Regions from separate parts of the Homo sapiens genome. Here region 2 is linked to region 1. A link is a loop called in an ENCODE intact Hi-C map of the cell type or tissue named here. Cell type or tissue: PC-9. All regions are shown on one strand.

Region 1 (8,000 bases):
TTGCGAAACCGCAGGGGAAACGCCAAGTCCCTGAGCTGGGCTAGGGACGCGGTACGAGGTAGCACGGGCGGGCCGCGATTCCTCGGGGAGGCGTCCCCATTGTCCCCCCAACCCCGACCCTCTCCCGCCGCGGCCTGGGCCAGAAGCACCCGGCCCTGCGCTGCGGAGGCGATGCCGCATCCTAGCACTAAGCCCGGGCAGCGGGGAGGGGCAGAGAGAACCCAGGGGCTGCGGGAAACGTGGAAAAGGAGTGGCCCCATGGGGACCCGGGCTCGCTACAGACCTTCGCCCTGGGGGCGGAGGGGAGGGGCCCACCACGGCCTTATTTCCGCGAGCGCCGGCACTGCCCGCTCCGAGCCCGTGTCTGTCGGGTGCCGAGCCAACTTTCCTGCGTCCATGCAGCCCCGCCGGCAACGGCTGCCTGCTCCCTGGTCCGGGCCCAGGGGCCCGCGCCCCACCGCCCCGCTGCTCGCGCTGCTGCTGTTGCTCGCCCCGGTGGCGGCGCCCGCGGGGTCCGGGGACCCCGACGACCCTGGGCAGCCTCAGGATGCTGGGGTCCCGCGCAGGCTCCTGCAGCAGGCGGCGCGCGCGGCGCTTCACTTCTTCAACTTCCGGTCCGGCTCGCCCAGCGCGCTACGAGTGCTGGCCGAGGTGCAGGAGGGCCGCGCGTGGGTGAGTGCGGAGCGACGCGCCGGGGCACGCGCCTGCCTGTCCGCGCACGGCGCTGGGAGGTGACACCTGGGTACGCGCGCCTGCCGGCCCAACGGATGGTCCGCCAGGGAAGGTGCAGTGCGCACGACGCCCGGGGAGATCCCAGCTGGGCCTGGCGCCCCTGAAGTATCCCAGGGCGTGGAAGGGGCCCCTTCGGTGCACAGCGTCTGCAGAAATCTGGCTCGTTCCTTCCAGCATTTATGAGGTCATAGGTTTTTCACAGGGCAGCGCTCTTGACTGCTCCCACACCTGGGAAAGAGATGCTTTGGGAAATTGAGGAACAGGCTGAAAGGGCAACATTTAATTTTGTCCGGAGGTACCCAGAGTTGGTTGCTATGGGGGTGCTTACTGTGCCTGCGCCCTACTAGTGGCTGCAGCCAAAGTTTTGGGCGGGATTTCCAAAATCTAAGCCAGTAGCCATACCATACCGCGGACGACTGTCTCTTGTTAATTGCAGTCCACCACGCTAGGGCTTCGGGGTAATGTGGTTGGAATTTACACGTAGGCCTGGGCAGAAACCTGCTAATGCTGGCGTCTGATTTGATCTAATTAGAAGTGAGTGAATCCGAGCCCAGTGTTCTATATGAACCGAATGAATGAGAACTTTGCAACCCGTTGTTTGGTTGCTGATTTCAAGGCATTGACTGTAGGAATTGTCTCGTATGTGTGAAGCTACTTTGCGTTCTTCATCCTATAGATTACAAAAGTTACAGAACTACACTAAGTCTGTCCCAAAAGCAAAGTTGCTCCTTCTACAACCTCCAGATATTCCACAAAGCCTGCAGACACACGGCCTCAAAGAATCTGGAATTGAGTATCGCATGTATTTAATAAATAGGTCGAGTTTTAAAGTGTAGCAGCAGGATTTTCATTTAACAGTGCCAAACGCCTGGAAGCAAACACCATTGGAAAGTCCTTCAAGAAGCTCAGCCTCGGTTCTTCAAAACTTATTCCTGTACCCGGCACGGCTGTATTTATTGAATGATTAAATCAAATTGTTCCTAGAAAAAGGCAACCTGGCCAGGCACGGTGGCTCACGCCTGTAATCCCAGCACTTTGGGAGGCCGAGACAGGTGGATCACCTGAGGTCGGGAGTTCGAGACCAGCCTGACCAACATGGAGAAACCCTGTCTCTACTAAAAATACAAAATTAGCTGGGTGTGGTGGCGCATGCCTGTAATCCCAGCTACTTGGGAGGCTGAGGCAGGAGAATCGCTTGAACTTGGGAGGCGGAGGTTGCGGTGAGCCGAGATTGCGCCACTGCACTCCAGCCTGGGTAACAAGAGCAAAACTCCCTCTCAAAATAAAATAAATAAAATAAAATAAAATAATAAAGAAAAAGGCAACCTGCTGGGGCATGGTGGCTCACGCCTGTAATCTCAGCACTTTGGGAGGCCGAGGTGGGCAAATCGCTTGAGCTCAGGAGTTGTAGACCAGTCTGGGTAACATGGCAAAGTACCATCTCTGCCAAAAATAAAAAAAATTAAAAATTAAAAAAAAATTAGCCGATGTGGTGGCGTGGGCCTGTGGTCCCAGCTACTCAGGAGGCTGAGATGGGAGGATTGCTTGAGCCCAGGACCCCAGGACCTGGAGGTTGCAGTGAGCAGAGAATGTGCCACTGCCCTCCAGCCTAGGCAACAGAGTGAGACCCTATGGGGAAAAAAAAGAGAGAGAAAGAGAGAGAGGAAGGAAGGAAGGAAGGAAGGAAGGAAGGAAGGAAGGAAGGAAGGAAGGAGCAACCTATTCTTGTCACCTGTCTTTGTTTTTTTTTTTTTTTTTTTGAGACAGAGTCTTGCTCTGTTGCCCAGGCTGGAGTGCAGCGCTGCGATCTCGGCTTACTGCAACCTCCGCCTACCAGGTTCAAGCGATTCTCCTGCCTCAGCCTCCTGAGTAGCTGGGATTACAGGCACGTGCCACCACGCCTGGCTAAGTTTTCTATTTCTAGTAGAGACAGGGTTTCACCATGTTGGGCAGGCTGTTCTCGAACTCCTGACCTCGTGATCTGGCCGCCTGGGTCTCCCAAAGTGCTGGGATTACAGGCATGAGCCACCGTGCCGGGCCATCTTGTCACCTGTCTTAACAATCCTTGCTGTCTGAGATACAAAAAAGTTCAGTTTTCCTAGTCCAACAGAGCAGTGAGATAACGGACCTTGAGAACTTTCTATCAAGGTAGAAGAGTAGTAGCCAATGCCCAGAGCCTAAAGAAGGGGCGTCTAAGGATTTGCTCCCTGGTTACCAGGGGCAGGATTCCCTGCAGAAAACCAAGCTCACTCAGATTTCTAAGGTACACCAGTTTTCAATCCCAGAGATTTTTTTTCCCCTTCCAAACCATTTTAAAAAGGAATAATAGGCTGGGCGCGGTGGCTCACGCCTGTAATCTCAGCACTTTGGGAGGCCGAGGTGGGCAGATTACAAGGTCAGGAGTTCAAGACCAGCCTGGCCAAGATAGTGAAACCCCTTCTCTACTAAAAATACAAAAAGAAATTAGCCGGGCATGGTGGCAGGCACCTGTAATCCCAGCTACTCGGGAGGCTGAGATAGAGAATTGCTTGAACCCGGGAGGCAGAGGTTGCAGTGAGCCAAGATGGTGCCACTGCACTCCAGCCTGGGCAACAGAGCGAGACTCCGTCTCAAATAAATAAATAAATAAATAAAGGAATAATAAAATAACTTGCATTATCATGCACTTAGTCACCCCCTTGAAAATAAAATAAGATATTTGACATCCTTCATAAAATAATCAAACTAGCTCTCAAAACCCGAGTGAATAAAGTAAAAATTCCCAGCCCCTGCATTGCTCCAGTGAGGATGCAGGGGCTGGGAATTTTATATAAGTTACATAAATCTTAAAGAGGTCTTAAACATCATTTAGTCCAATGGCTTTGGGAAAGGTTATTTAAGTCTTTTCTGGCTATTTCCCTGTTTGGAATGGAAATAATTCATGTTCTGCCAACAATGTCAGGTGGTCTAAGGAGTCATATAAGATATGAGTGCCAATTAGAAAGTATAAAAATGTGAGTTCAGGGGTAGTCTGTTCATCCATTAGCTATGTATTGAATGCTTACTCTGTGCCAGGAACTGGGCTAGAAGTGTGGCCTAATTCATATTTAGCATAGGGTCATTAGGGAAGGCCTCTTTGAGATTCCCTCAGTTTTGAAGCACTCCACTGCCTGAGTGAAGAGTGTAGACACACCTACATGGAGCTTTCAGTGTAGTCATAAGAAATTCCTGCCTCCATTATAAGAGCAGTCATAGCACTGGGGAGAAGTAAAACATGGGCCAGGCGCAGTGGCTCTCGCCTGTAATCCCAGCACTTTGGGAGGTTGAGGCAAGCAGATCACTTGAGGTCAGGAGTTCAAGACCAGCCTGGCCAACATGGTGAAACCCCATCTCTACTAAAAGTACAAAAATTAGCCAGGCATGGTGGTGCGTGTCTATAATCCCAGCTACACAGGAGGCTGAGGCATGAGAATCACTTGAACCCGGGAGGCAGAGGTTGCAGTGAGCAAAGATCATGCCACTGCACTCCAGCCTGGGTGACAGAGCGAGAATCTGTCTCAAAAACCAAAAAAAAAAAAAAAAAAGAAAGAAAAAGAAACCACGATTGATCCCTCCAAACTCAGGTTTGCACTCTACCCAACCAGTGCATTGTTGGACTGAGTGCTCAGCTGCTGCACAATGTCTATCATCCATCCAGAACTGACCCTGAGGGGCGAGCAGGTAGCCAGGTAAGGAAGAGAAGTGTAGTTCATGGGTATCCCTCCCAATTCTAGGGGTCACTGCATTCCTTTGTAAGATGAGAGGCTGAGATGAAGTCAGGGTTTTTCAAACTAAGGGCTCACTAGGGTTATAAAGCCAATTTAGTGTGGGATCCGGTTTTTTTTTTTTTTAAACGAAATAGTATAGACTACAAACGATTAGAGTGTATTGCGAAAGCAAGGGTAAGTAGTGTCTCCAAATGTGTTTCAGATATATATGTATGACCTAGGTCATAATGAGAAATTCAGTTCTTGCTGTGGGCTGCAGCTTTAAAAAGTTTTGAAAGCCTTTAGACTAAATGATGTTTAAGACCTCTTCTCGCGCTGAAATTCTTTGATTCTGTGAGCTGTTGGCGCGTCAAGTTATCTTTCATTTTAAAAATACTGTTGCCCTCTGGTGGTGAAATGCAGCAATAGCTGTGGTAGTAAATTCAAGGAAGAACTAAGTGCTAGCTGGAGGTGGGTGGAGTGGAGTGGAGGAAGTGTTGTTTTGTTTTGTTGCTAATTGTAGGCGAAATCACAGACCACGATTTGTGTTCCCTCACTGCCCCCACCTGATGCCTTTCTTACCTGGCCTTACACTACCTTTCCATAACCAATGAGGCTTTTACTTTTCTAGTATTACATGGCATAGGCTCAGGACCCACAGTTGGAGTGGTGGGAGATTTTGGATGGTGCTGAGCGATCTTATGCTTCCCAGGGTTTCCTGGATCATCCCCACAATGTTTGCCCCGCTCCTGACTATTCAAGGCTGTCCCTTACTTGAAGACAAGTCTCCTCTTGCCACTCAGCAAGTTCTGGGACCACTGGCTCTGCGTGGAGCATTTGGTGAGAGGCCGGCCTTTTACTAACATTTTGAGAGACTAGCTGAAATCTTCAAGTGCACACACTCTGTAAGAAAGTCAACCCATTCTGGAATCCACTATTGTTTAGGAATTGGCCACTTAAACAAAACACCCTCTGACCAGGCCAAGACCAGTGGTTGGAAACATACTTTAAACACTTGATCAAAGCATATGGGGAGAGGGGAGCTATGCCCATATCTTAATTGCTTCTATTTAAAATAAAATCTGTAAGTGTACATTTATCATCTATCTTTTGATATAGGGCCAAGGCCATTTAACTGGAGCTCCTTCCAGTCTGCACTGGTCATTTCTTACATTGTTATAAAGGAATATCTGAGACTGGGTAATTTATAAAGAAAAGAGCTTTGATTGGCTCATGGTTTTGCAGGCTCCCCAGGAAGTGTGGTGCTGGCATCCGCTTCTGGAGAGGCCTCAAGGAGCTTACAATCATGGCAGAGGGCAACAGGGAGCCAGCATGTCACATGGCAAGAACGGGAGCAAGAGAGCAAGTGGGGAGCTGCCACACCCTCAAACAACCAGATCTCAGAGCAAGAATTCACGTATCACCAAGGGGAGGGTGCCAAACCATTCATGAAGGACCCACCTCCATAATCCAGTCACCTCCCACCAGGGCCCCCTCATCTCCAAATTGGAAAGCACATTTCAACATGAGATTTGAAGAGGACAAACATCCAAATCATATCACAGTCTTTCTAGCAAGAAAACACACCCATGGGGAATCGTTTGTGGTTTCCATTTTTGTTTACTTATGGTGGAATGAGCTCTCAAAGAATATGCTGAACAACCCTCTGCTTTTACTTTTCCTTGCCTAATCTCAGCTTATTAACACCAATTCAACAGCTAAATTTCTAAAGCATTTAACTTGACTTCATGGACATGACATCTTTGTTTGTACCCGCTCTTCACCAGTTTACAGAATATTTACTTATGTAATGAGGTACTAAGTACATCTGATATATGCAAGTTTGGGAGCAAAGCAGCTGGCTTTGGGTAAGCATCAGGCCAGGCCCATATAGGCCACTAGGCAGGAGCCCGTGCTCGGGGGTTCAGTCCACCGTGGGTCTGACAGCAAGCATGGAGCCCTGTCCACTAGGCCACAAGGCAGTTAGGAGAGCACTTACTCTACTATGAAAACCTTTATTCCTTTGTGATTTCTCAATCTATAAAGCACATTAATACAACATAATTTAATTACTGCTCTTGAGGTCTTCTCTCCATTAATGTCAATAATTTTGAGGTGATTCAGGAGACTAGGAAAGCAAAACATTAAATTGTCCATTGAAACAAAAACTGGAGAATTAAAAAGGCTGCAATGAACATAGAGGGAGAAGATAAGTAATAAAATACTCAAGTGAACTAAGGGAGAAGATAAGTAATAAAATACTCAAGTGAACTAGTCTTAATTTTCATGTAAGGAAAGCTCCTAAGGGCTTTTATAGGCATTAGGAAAGAACAGCAGGGAGGGGGATATTTGCAAGATAAACTAGGATCTCTTCAGTGCCCTCACACTGCCCTAAGGATGAAACATAACAATTCTGAAAGCACAGAAGAGACAGGCAGGAATCTCTCCTTCCAGGCAATGTTTGTGCTGAAATAGCACAGATGTGCCTACGGTCTCCACCCCATCACCCACCACAGCAGCCATCCGGTCTGCAGACTCTGATCGCAGAGTCTGGGTCTAGCATGGGGTGAGAAAGGCCACTAGGTCCCGGGGTTAAAGCTTTGACTTTGACCTCCTTGGCACTTTGCCTCAATCTCCTAAGCTAACTACACCCGGATGAGCTAGCCAGTAGGAATGTTTTTTTTACCATTTTATAATAAATTGTTTTTAAACCACAATTTTTTTTTTACCAGCCCACGACATTTTCCACTTGGCTTTCCACATGTGGAGTCATAGCCAAGGATGCATGTAATCACAGAGCATTAGTAATGTCCCACATCAAGACCGGCAGTGGTGGGTCATGACTGTTAACTGCCAGAAGTCTGGCTTGGCTGCAGACTCATCCTTTAAGGACCTAGGTTGTTCTGCTGGAGACTGCATGTAAATAATCAGCCCACAACGACTGACATTGTGAGGCATGGAAGGTTATACATACACACACACTCGCCCAAATCCAACCTGAAACTTGATCTCACTTGCTGTTAAGCAGTGTATCGCCCCAGAGATGTATGACACTTATGTGACCTCGGCATTTATTTGCCTTTTTGGATGGTGCCTCAGTTGAAGAATGTTTCACAGAGATAGTCCCACAGTGGCTGGAGACAGTAGCCATAACAAATCCACTCTGGCTGACTTGCTATGGTTGTTCAGGATGTCCCTAGCCAGAAAAATCAAATTACAAAAGGAAATCTTCGCCGGGCATGTTGGCTCACACCTGTAATCCCAGCACTTTGGGAGGCCGAGGTTGGAGGACTGCTTGAGCCCAGGAGTTCAAGACCAGCCTGGGCAACGTGATGAGACCCCATCTCTACAAAAAATAAGTTAGCCACATGTGGTGGCACGTACTTGTAGTCCCAGCTACTTGGAAGGCTGAGGTGGGAGGATCACCTGACCCTGGGAAAGTTGAGGCTGCAGTGAGCCCTGATTGCACCACTGCCTTCCAGACTGGGCTAACATAGTGAGACCCTGTCTGGAAAAAAAAAAAAAAGAAAGGGAGTCTTGTAC
Region 2 (8,000 bases), 160 kb after region 1:
TGGAGAAAAGAAATTGTTAAGTGTGAATCAATTTTATAAAATTAACTGTAATATGGTGGTAATGAAAGATGGTAGTCTGTAAGCAGAGTTCTGGCCACTATTTTGTATATTTAAAAGGTCTATGCAAAAGCTTTGTGATGAATAAAGGAGATTAGGCTTAAAAAAAGTTAACTGCAACAATTTTACCTTCAATTTTTATGATATGGCTCCTTGCATTTGAAAAAGGCTATAGATAGTGATAACTGAAAGAGTAACTGATGGTCCTTTTCACCCTAAGCACAGAGGAAGAGTTCTTCTGTATGCTTACTATTTGTAGTCTGTTACTATTTCTGACCCTGACTCTTGAATTCATTGCCTCTGCTCAGAATCACTCAAGAGTTTAAATTACACTTCTGCTAGACATTTTAAAGAACATATTATACTCATTACACATTCACAGTTAAGGATGGAATCCTTAACAATGAAGGATATAAAACAACTTTTGGTATAATCAAGGATATAATACAACTCGAAAATTGTCTATCATAATCTTCTTAGCTGTTACCAATTGTATGATGTCATATTTACATATGAATGACTTCAACACCTCAATAATCTATGGATTTGTAGTACTGTGATTCTCTTGAAAGCCAGAGCTTATGTAATACAAAATAATAAAATTATGGATTTTACAAAATAATATTCTCTGGCTAAATATTCTTTTTTTTTTTTTTTTTTGAGACAGTGTTTCACTCTTGTTGCCCAGGTTGGAGTGCAATGGCGCAATCTCGGCTCACTGCAACCTCCACCTCCTGGGTTCAAGTGATTCTCCTGTCTCAGCCTCCCAAGTAGTTGGGAGTATAGGTGTGTGTCACCATGCCTGGCTAATTTTGTATTTTTTTTTTTTTTTTTTTTTTAGTACAGATGGGGTTTCACCATGTTGGTCAGGCTGGTCTCCAACTCCTGACCTCTGGTGATCCACCCACCTCGGCCTCCCAAAGTGCTGGAATTACAAGCGTGAGCCACCAAGCCTCGCCTCTGGCTTTCAAAAGAGAGAATCACAATAATACAAAAATTTAAACCTGTTAAAATAACACTGTCCATATCCCAACAGCTCCTAAACACGTTAACTAAAATGGCATAATAAATTTGCCTGAGTTCATGTATGCCTTAATAAATAATCTTCAGAAAAAAATTTTAATCATTTTATTTTTCTATATTAACCATTTCATTTCCCACTGTTCATTATCTTTTTATTAATGTTATTTTGCTTTAAATTAGTACTAACATATTTAAGTCAATCATTTATTTAAACAACAACATTGGCTAGGTGCAGTGGCGCATGCCTGTAATCCCAGCATTTTGGGAGGCCGAGGGAGGCAGATCACTTAAGCTCAAGAGTTTGAGACCAGTCTGGGTAACACGGCGAAACCTCCTCTCTACAAAAAAAATTAGCAGGGTGTGGTGGCTCCCTCCTGTGGACCCAGCTACTTGTGAAGCTGAGGCAGGAGGATCGCTTGAGCCTGGGAGGCAGAGGCTGCAGTGAGCCGAGAGCAACCCACTGCACTCTAGCCTGGGCAACACAGTGAGACCCTGTCTCAAACAAACAAACACAGACGCACAACACACCCCCCACAGATATTGTTTGAAAAATATGTGCAATAAACTCTTATTTTAAGACCTTTTTAAAAAATGCTCTCCAAATTGCAAACCTAGAAAATTTAAGGGATCAAAATAAACTAGACTTGAAATCAAAATTCAAACTGGCAAAAAACACTTAGGCTAAAAAGTATTACAAATTTCCCCTCTTAGGGATACAACTAGACTATGTCAATGTGTTTGTAACAATGGCCAAAGTTAGAATTAAGGAAAAAAAATCCCACAACTCAAAAATAAATAATAGTGAAACCAATTTCTGGATGCCTTCTTTCTAGGGCATCACATTACTTCACTGGGAACCTTCAAAGGCAACGAATGGCACTTGCTTACCTGAGGTGTTAAATACACACCCCCCCCCCCCCGCCGCCCTCCTCCCGCCCCCCTCCCCCCGCCCCGCCCCATCAGCTTCCCTGTCCTATTTCTAGTTTTGACAGAAAGCGGAGTCCCTTCACAAACAAGGTTAGCTCTGTAACAAAGCGAGCAAAGAAAACAGCGCAATTGGCATGGCAACTTCCAACAACTTCGAAGAGAAAGCACAACTCTCCAACTTTGTCGTGCTCTCATTGACACATTCCCCACTCACATGGAAAATGCTGTTTTAAAAACTTCCCCTTTTCAATGAACTGTCATGCTATAAAATATTACCTGTTCCTATTTGGAATTTAAAGAGGAGCTATAAAATATTCCCTGCTCCCATTTGCAATTATGTGAACATAATTCTCACCATAAGTTTCACCGAGATGGTAGTTATGTCACCTGCAAAGCCCTTGAAGCTGCAAAGGCCAACTCTGCACACAGGAAGCCATGACGGGCACCCAAAGTCCGGCCAAATGGAAAGCAGCAGGCACCCCGGGAGTGTGAGGAAGGGCCTTCTTTCCATCTCATGCAGCCAAATCCTCCTCCCCCTACCTGGGGCCCTCAACTCTCTACCTCACGTCCTCAACCATCCTCCTGCGACCTCACGCCCCCAAACCCTCCTCCCCCCACTGCACGCCATCAACTCTCCTCTGTCCACCTCACACCCTCAACCCTCCTACCCCCACACCTCATGCCCCTAAACCCTCTTCCCCACACCTCATGCCCCCAAACCCTCCTCCCTCCACCTCACGCCCCAACCCTCCCTCGTCCCACTACCTCTCACCCTCAAACCTCTTCCCCCTACCTCACGCCCTCAACCCTCCTCCCACATCATGCTCTCAAGCCCTTCCCACCAACTCACGCCCTCAACCCTTCTCCCCAACCCTCCTCCCACACCTCATGCCCCCAAATCCTCCTCAGCCCCTAAATCCTCCTCCATCCACCTCACACCCTCAACCCTCTTACCGCCACCTCACGCTCCCAAACCATCCCCACCAACTCATGCCCTCAATCCTCCCCTGCACTTCATACTCCCAAACCCTCCCCACCAACTCACGCCCTCAACCCTCGTCCCTGCACTTCAAGCTCTTAACTCTCCCCTGCACCTCATGCTCCCAAACCGTCCCCCCACCTCACGCCCTCAACCCTCCTCCCCCCACCTCGCGGTCCAAAACCCTCCTTCCCCTCACCTCACACCCTCAACCCTCCCCCACACCTCATGCTCCCAAATCCTCCTCCCACCTCACGTCCTCAACCCTCCTCCTACACCTCACACCTTCAACTCTCCCCCACACCTCATGCTCCCAAACCCTCCCCCCACCTCACGCCCTCAACCCTCCTCCAAACGCCTCACACCCCCAAATCCTCCTTCGTCCATCTCACACCCTCAACCCTCCCCCCTCCACCTTACTCCCCCAAACCCTCCTCCTCCCACCCCACGCTCCCAAACCCTCCCCCCACCTCACAGCCTCAACCCTCCTCCCCCCACCTCACGCTTTCAAACCCTTCCCCCACCTCACGCCCTCAACCCTTCCCCTCACCTCACGCCCTCAACCCTTCCCCTCACCTCACGCCCTCAACCCTTCCCCTCACCTCACACCCTCAACCCTTCCCCTCACCTCACGCCCTCAACCCTCCTCCCTCCCACCTCATGCTCCCAAACCCTTCCCTCACCTCACGCCCTCAACCTCTTCTCCCCACCTCATGCCCTCAATTCTCCTCCCCCCACCTCCCGGCCTCAACTCTTCTCCCCCCACTCCCAGCCTTAACTCTCCTCCCCACACCTCACGCCCCCAAACTTCCCTCCGCCTACCTCACGCGTCCAAACCCTCCTCTCTCCACCTCATGCGCCCAAATCCGTCTCTTCCCTGTCTCACACACCCCTAAATCCTCCTCTCTCTTCCCTCCCAGGCCTCCAAATCCTCGTCTCCTTCAAACCGCCTCCAGAGTTACTCCGAATTCTCTCTCGCCCTCTAAAACTCGCTCTTTTCCCTTAAAATAGCTCCCCTCGATACCTTAATTCCCGCGCGACCCCGGACTCCTGGCTCCCGTAACTCACGAGAAGAAGGGGTCATCCTCAAAACTGCTGTTCAGCATCCTGAACATTCTGGCTCTGTCTTGGGTGGCGGCAGCCGCGGACAGATTGGAAAAACGATGTTAACTCGCCGCGGCCGCGACAAGAGCTAGCCTCCAGTACGGACGACGCCTCACTCGCCGCGGCGCAGGCGGTGCCCGCCGGGATAGGAGGTGCGTGACACCGAGCTGCTTTCCCATTGGACATTGCTCTGTGACGTCACCAGGACGAGGCGGGGAGCAATGCGCCGCTGCCCTGGCAACCGCAATCAACACAGTGGAGGCGAGAAGTCTGGCCTTGCGCCGGCCGGGGAGCTTTTCGCCAAGGCTCCTGTGGGATGGGATAGCTTGTTCTCTGGGCTGCAGGAACCAAAACATTAGACCACCCTTTCTGTGACCTTGGGCATGCCGCCCTCGGTTCCGAGCCGCAAGTCTTTCTTTCGGGGAAAATGAAAAGGGGTCAAGATTTGGACCAGATGACACCCAATGTCCCATTCAACGGTCGCATTCTGTCATCCACAGGAATTAGTCCTGTATCCGAAACATTCTCTGGTAGTCAAAAGCTGTGAGCAAATAATAAGAAAAAATGTGCAAAACGTTTTTTAGTACAGTTAGCAAATAGTGTACTCAGTTGTTGAAGGAAATGGGATGAAGCCTATCAGATTTCAACAAACTTATTTACCTCTTGAGAAAGCTGCTCTCTTTTCGGTTGTCCTTCTGTGTCTCTCTTTCAAAGATCAAGTCTCACTGCGATGCTGATATGTTTTTAACACTTCTCCAGCATTTCTTAACCTAACAGCAGGTTTCAGGCACAGGCCTGCAGCAAGCAGCCATATCCAACTAAAATTCCACTACTATATGTTTTTATTTGCATTACATTTATCAGGGAGCTTTCTATTTATGGCAAGGAAACTGATTTTAAATTTAAATCAGTGATATACATCAAGAGCTAGATTTTGCATTTTTAAGTGAAAAAGTAAGCTATCAAATAGAACAGGTGGAATTTGGATATGGTGGGGCGGAGGGGTAGGCAGAGCAGGGGAGAGGAACATCGTGATAGTGGTACTCAAATTACTAAGTTTTAGAAAACACTATCACGGGGCCTTTCAGGAGCCTGGAGACAGATGGAGGGGAAGACAGAAGAGAGATTAAGGAGAAGAATGGTAAGAGTATAAGAAAAGAGAAAATACATCTTGCATGTCCACCCTTAATTCAGTGAGCTCCCCAGCTTCTCTACGTGGCTGTCTTGCAGAGATAAAGGGGCGTCCATAGCTCATCAGGGCCCCCTGGGATCAGGCCAGAGGGGTGGCACTTTGCCAGCATGAAGAAGTGTGCAAGCCCTGATTTGGAGGTGACAGGAGTAGTCAGGGGTTATTTTGAGAGCTGGAAATTTAATCGTTTGGATCTTTTACTCCCCATCCCCCTTTTTTAGCCAAGTTCTCTGGCAGCTTCCTTCCCCTGAGACTGGTGGCATGGGGTAGGGCAGACTTCACAGCCCAAGATGAGATGGCACAGCCCATCCAGGAAAGAGGATATTTTCTTTTCCTCTGGACTCAGAATAAAGCTCAGAGAACATATACACAAAATTTCGAAAATTTCTAAATAAATTTCAAGGCAAACAAAATTGTTTTATAAGACCTTAAATTGTTTTTCTCTTTAAAATAGTATAAGCACAAGATGTGAAGGAGGCCACACTTAAAAAAAAACTTGAAATGGAGTAAGTTATGTGATAAAAGATGGTGTTAAAATAGTTCTGGATTAAGGCCAAGTAAATTTGTAATGTTACCCTCTAGTTTCTGTGGGAACTTTTTTAGAATCACATTGTTATAAAAGCTTTAGTCCAGGCACAGGTTAGTCAGGGAATTAGCTGAACCTTGTGAAAGCAGTTTGGATCTAATGACAAATGCAAAAAAAAAAAAAAAGGAGGGCAGAGCAGAGTTGGCACTGAAGAGACCTTGACATCATTTTCAGAACTGATGGGTAAGAGGTGGAAATGAAAGAAAGCGTGGGTCAGGAGAGAATGAATACTCCAGCATGGGAGGAATAGAGATGCAGAACAGGACTGAGAGGAGAGGGTCCTGGACTTGGCTGTAAATATAATCATAATAGCTAATATTTATTGAATGTGTGCCAGGCACTGTTGTAGGCACTCCATATGCATTACCTCATTGAATCCTCATTAGCAGTTTTATGGAGTAGAGATGGCTTTTATCCCCATGTATAGATGATGCATTCAAGACACAGAGAAGCTGAATAAATTGCCAAGGTTCACACAGCTAGTAATTGAACTGAGCTGGGTACCTGGAGCTTTCCTCTGTGAGTGCTGGTTATATGGTATGTGAGTGATGAGTCATACTTAAAGATGCAGGATGAAAGCGGGTAATCATTTTTCAAAATCATGCTGACAAGCTAAATGGACCCAAACTAAAAAGTACAAAATTCAGTGGGAATATATTCACATCACATAAATTCAATTCTACAAATATTTATTGAGTGACTACCCAGTGTTGGGGACTGATCTACGACCTTAGGCATCATTGAACAAAACGGACAAAAATCTCTGCCTTCCCGGAGTTTATGTTCTTGTAAGGACAGACTCAAAATAAACAAAATAGAAAATAGTATATTGTAAGGTGATAAGTGTTAGGGAGAAAAGCTGATCAGGGTAAGGAGTATGGAGAGGTGCAATTATAAATAGCAAGTTTTGTGTACGCCTCACTAAGGGGAATTTGAGCAAAGACCCACAGGAAGGAAGTGGATGTCTAGTGGAAAAGCATTCCAGGGCAGTGCTAAAGTAGCATTTGCCTGGTGTATATAATGTACAGTCCTACTCATATGCCTTAAAACTCACCTTCTGAGTGAGGAATGAGATGAGCCAAGTAAACTGAAAATTGCCTAATAGGGTAATAGCTCTCATTTACACTTCATATATTCCAAGGATTGCACTAAGTGCTTCACATATGTTTTCTCGTTTAACCTTTACAGCAACCATGTCTAATATTATGTTTATCCCTAAATTGCATTAAAAAAAGCTGGGACCCAGATAAATTTGATAATTGAATTTTGATAATTGATTTGAAAGTTGATAATTTGATTAAATTTTGATGATTGAAATTTGATGTCACTCAATTCAAACCCAGATTTGTCTTACCCCAAAGCCTGTATCCTCACCACCATCCGTACTTTGCCTCCCTATTTTAAAAATTAACTATTTATGGAGCAAATATTTGCAGTAAACACTTTTACATCTATAATCTGTAACTACACTGTTGCTTAGGTTTCATTTGGAAGGACACTGACTAAGGAAAAACAGAGAAAAGGATGAAACCCAAGCCAACTCTGCAACTCTATTAAAAACACCAAGACTTCAATATGTAAGTGATTTCGTGTTTCTTTCATTAATTTATCAAATACTTATTAAGGACTAGTAATATCCCAGACATTATTCTAGACACTGAGGTTACAAAACTCCCTGGCCTTTCGGAACTTACATCCTAGTGGACAACTCTTTCCCCAGCTAATTTTACAAATACTGTTACAGCACCTCAGAATTTTCATAATGTTTCTGAAGACATTATCTCAAGTGCCCAAAAGAAAATAAACAGGCTCTTGAGTGCTGAACTTTTAACTTAATTATAGCTTTCCAGAGCCGTGAATATTAGGCCATTACAAACACCTTTACCACAATTAAGCTCAATGTGTCTAGGGTTTCGTTGTCCTAATCCCTTTGTCTTAAACAGTGCACAGAGGTCCTCTGAGAATGAGATGCCATAGCAAACTCACAAGGGGCTATGGGACAAATTTTGAGAGAAACTTGGCATGTGTTAGACATTGTTCAATGTACTAGTTTAGGGCAGTTCACATATTTCAATATTAGATTGCACTACATTGTTTTAGATGATGTCATATCATTGGAAAGGTAGGTTTCTGAA

What was found. Peaks named below come from ENCODE experiments on the same cell type or tissue, not always from the same donor. Only the 100,000 strongest peaks of a DNase experiment are listed, where the experiment ranks them.
Region 2: a loop joins it to region 1, with 4 times the contacts of the local background. A loop is called at or near these places in 3 of 110 quality-filtered maps.

Annotation. Positions count from the first base shown.
Region 1 is chr3:158,724,812-158,732,811 of GRCh38, reverse strand. RARRES1 (retinoic acid receptor responder 1) reads left to right here and starts at 355. Exons shown (of 6, transcript NM_206963.2): 1 at 355-672. The coding sequence starts at 397. It overlaps LOC100287290 (a long non-coding RNA gene), which reads right to left and starts at 451. Exons shown (of 5, transcript NR_171782.1): 1 at 284-451. RefSeq lists an enhancer at 1-403 and silencers at 481-540, 3,266-3,444. In PC-9, CTCF peaks have their summits at 4,652 and 4,864 (motif pointing left); DNase peaks (open chromatin) are centred at 281, 1,221, 4,861 and 7,271; H3K4me3 peaks cover 3,897 bases; H3K27ac peaks cover 7,000 bases.
Region 2 is chr3:158,567,402-158,575,401 of GRCh38, reverse strand. MLF1 (myeloid leukemia factor 1) reads right to left here and starts at 4,208. Exons shown (of 8, transcript NM_001369783.1): 1 at 4,055-4,208. The coding sequence starts at 4,101. MLF1-DT (MLF1 divergent transcript) reads left to right here and starts at 4,336. Exons shown (of 5, transcript NR_104147.1): 1 at 4,336-5,231; 2 at 7,346-7,442. In PC-9, no CTCF peak of the experiment used is centred here; a DNase peak (open chromatin) is centred at 4,281; H3K4me3 peaks cover 1,477 bases; H3K27ac peaks cover 495 bases.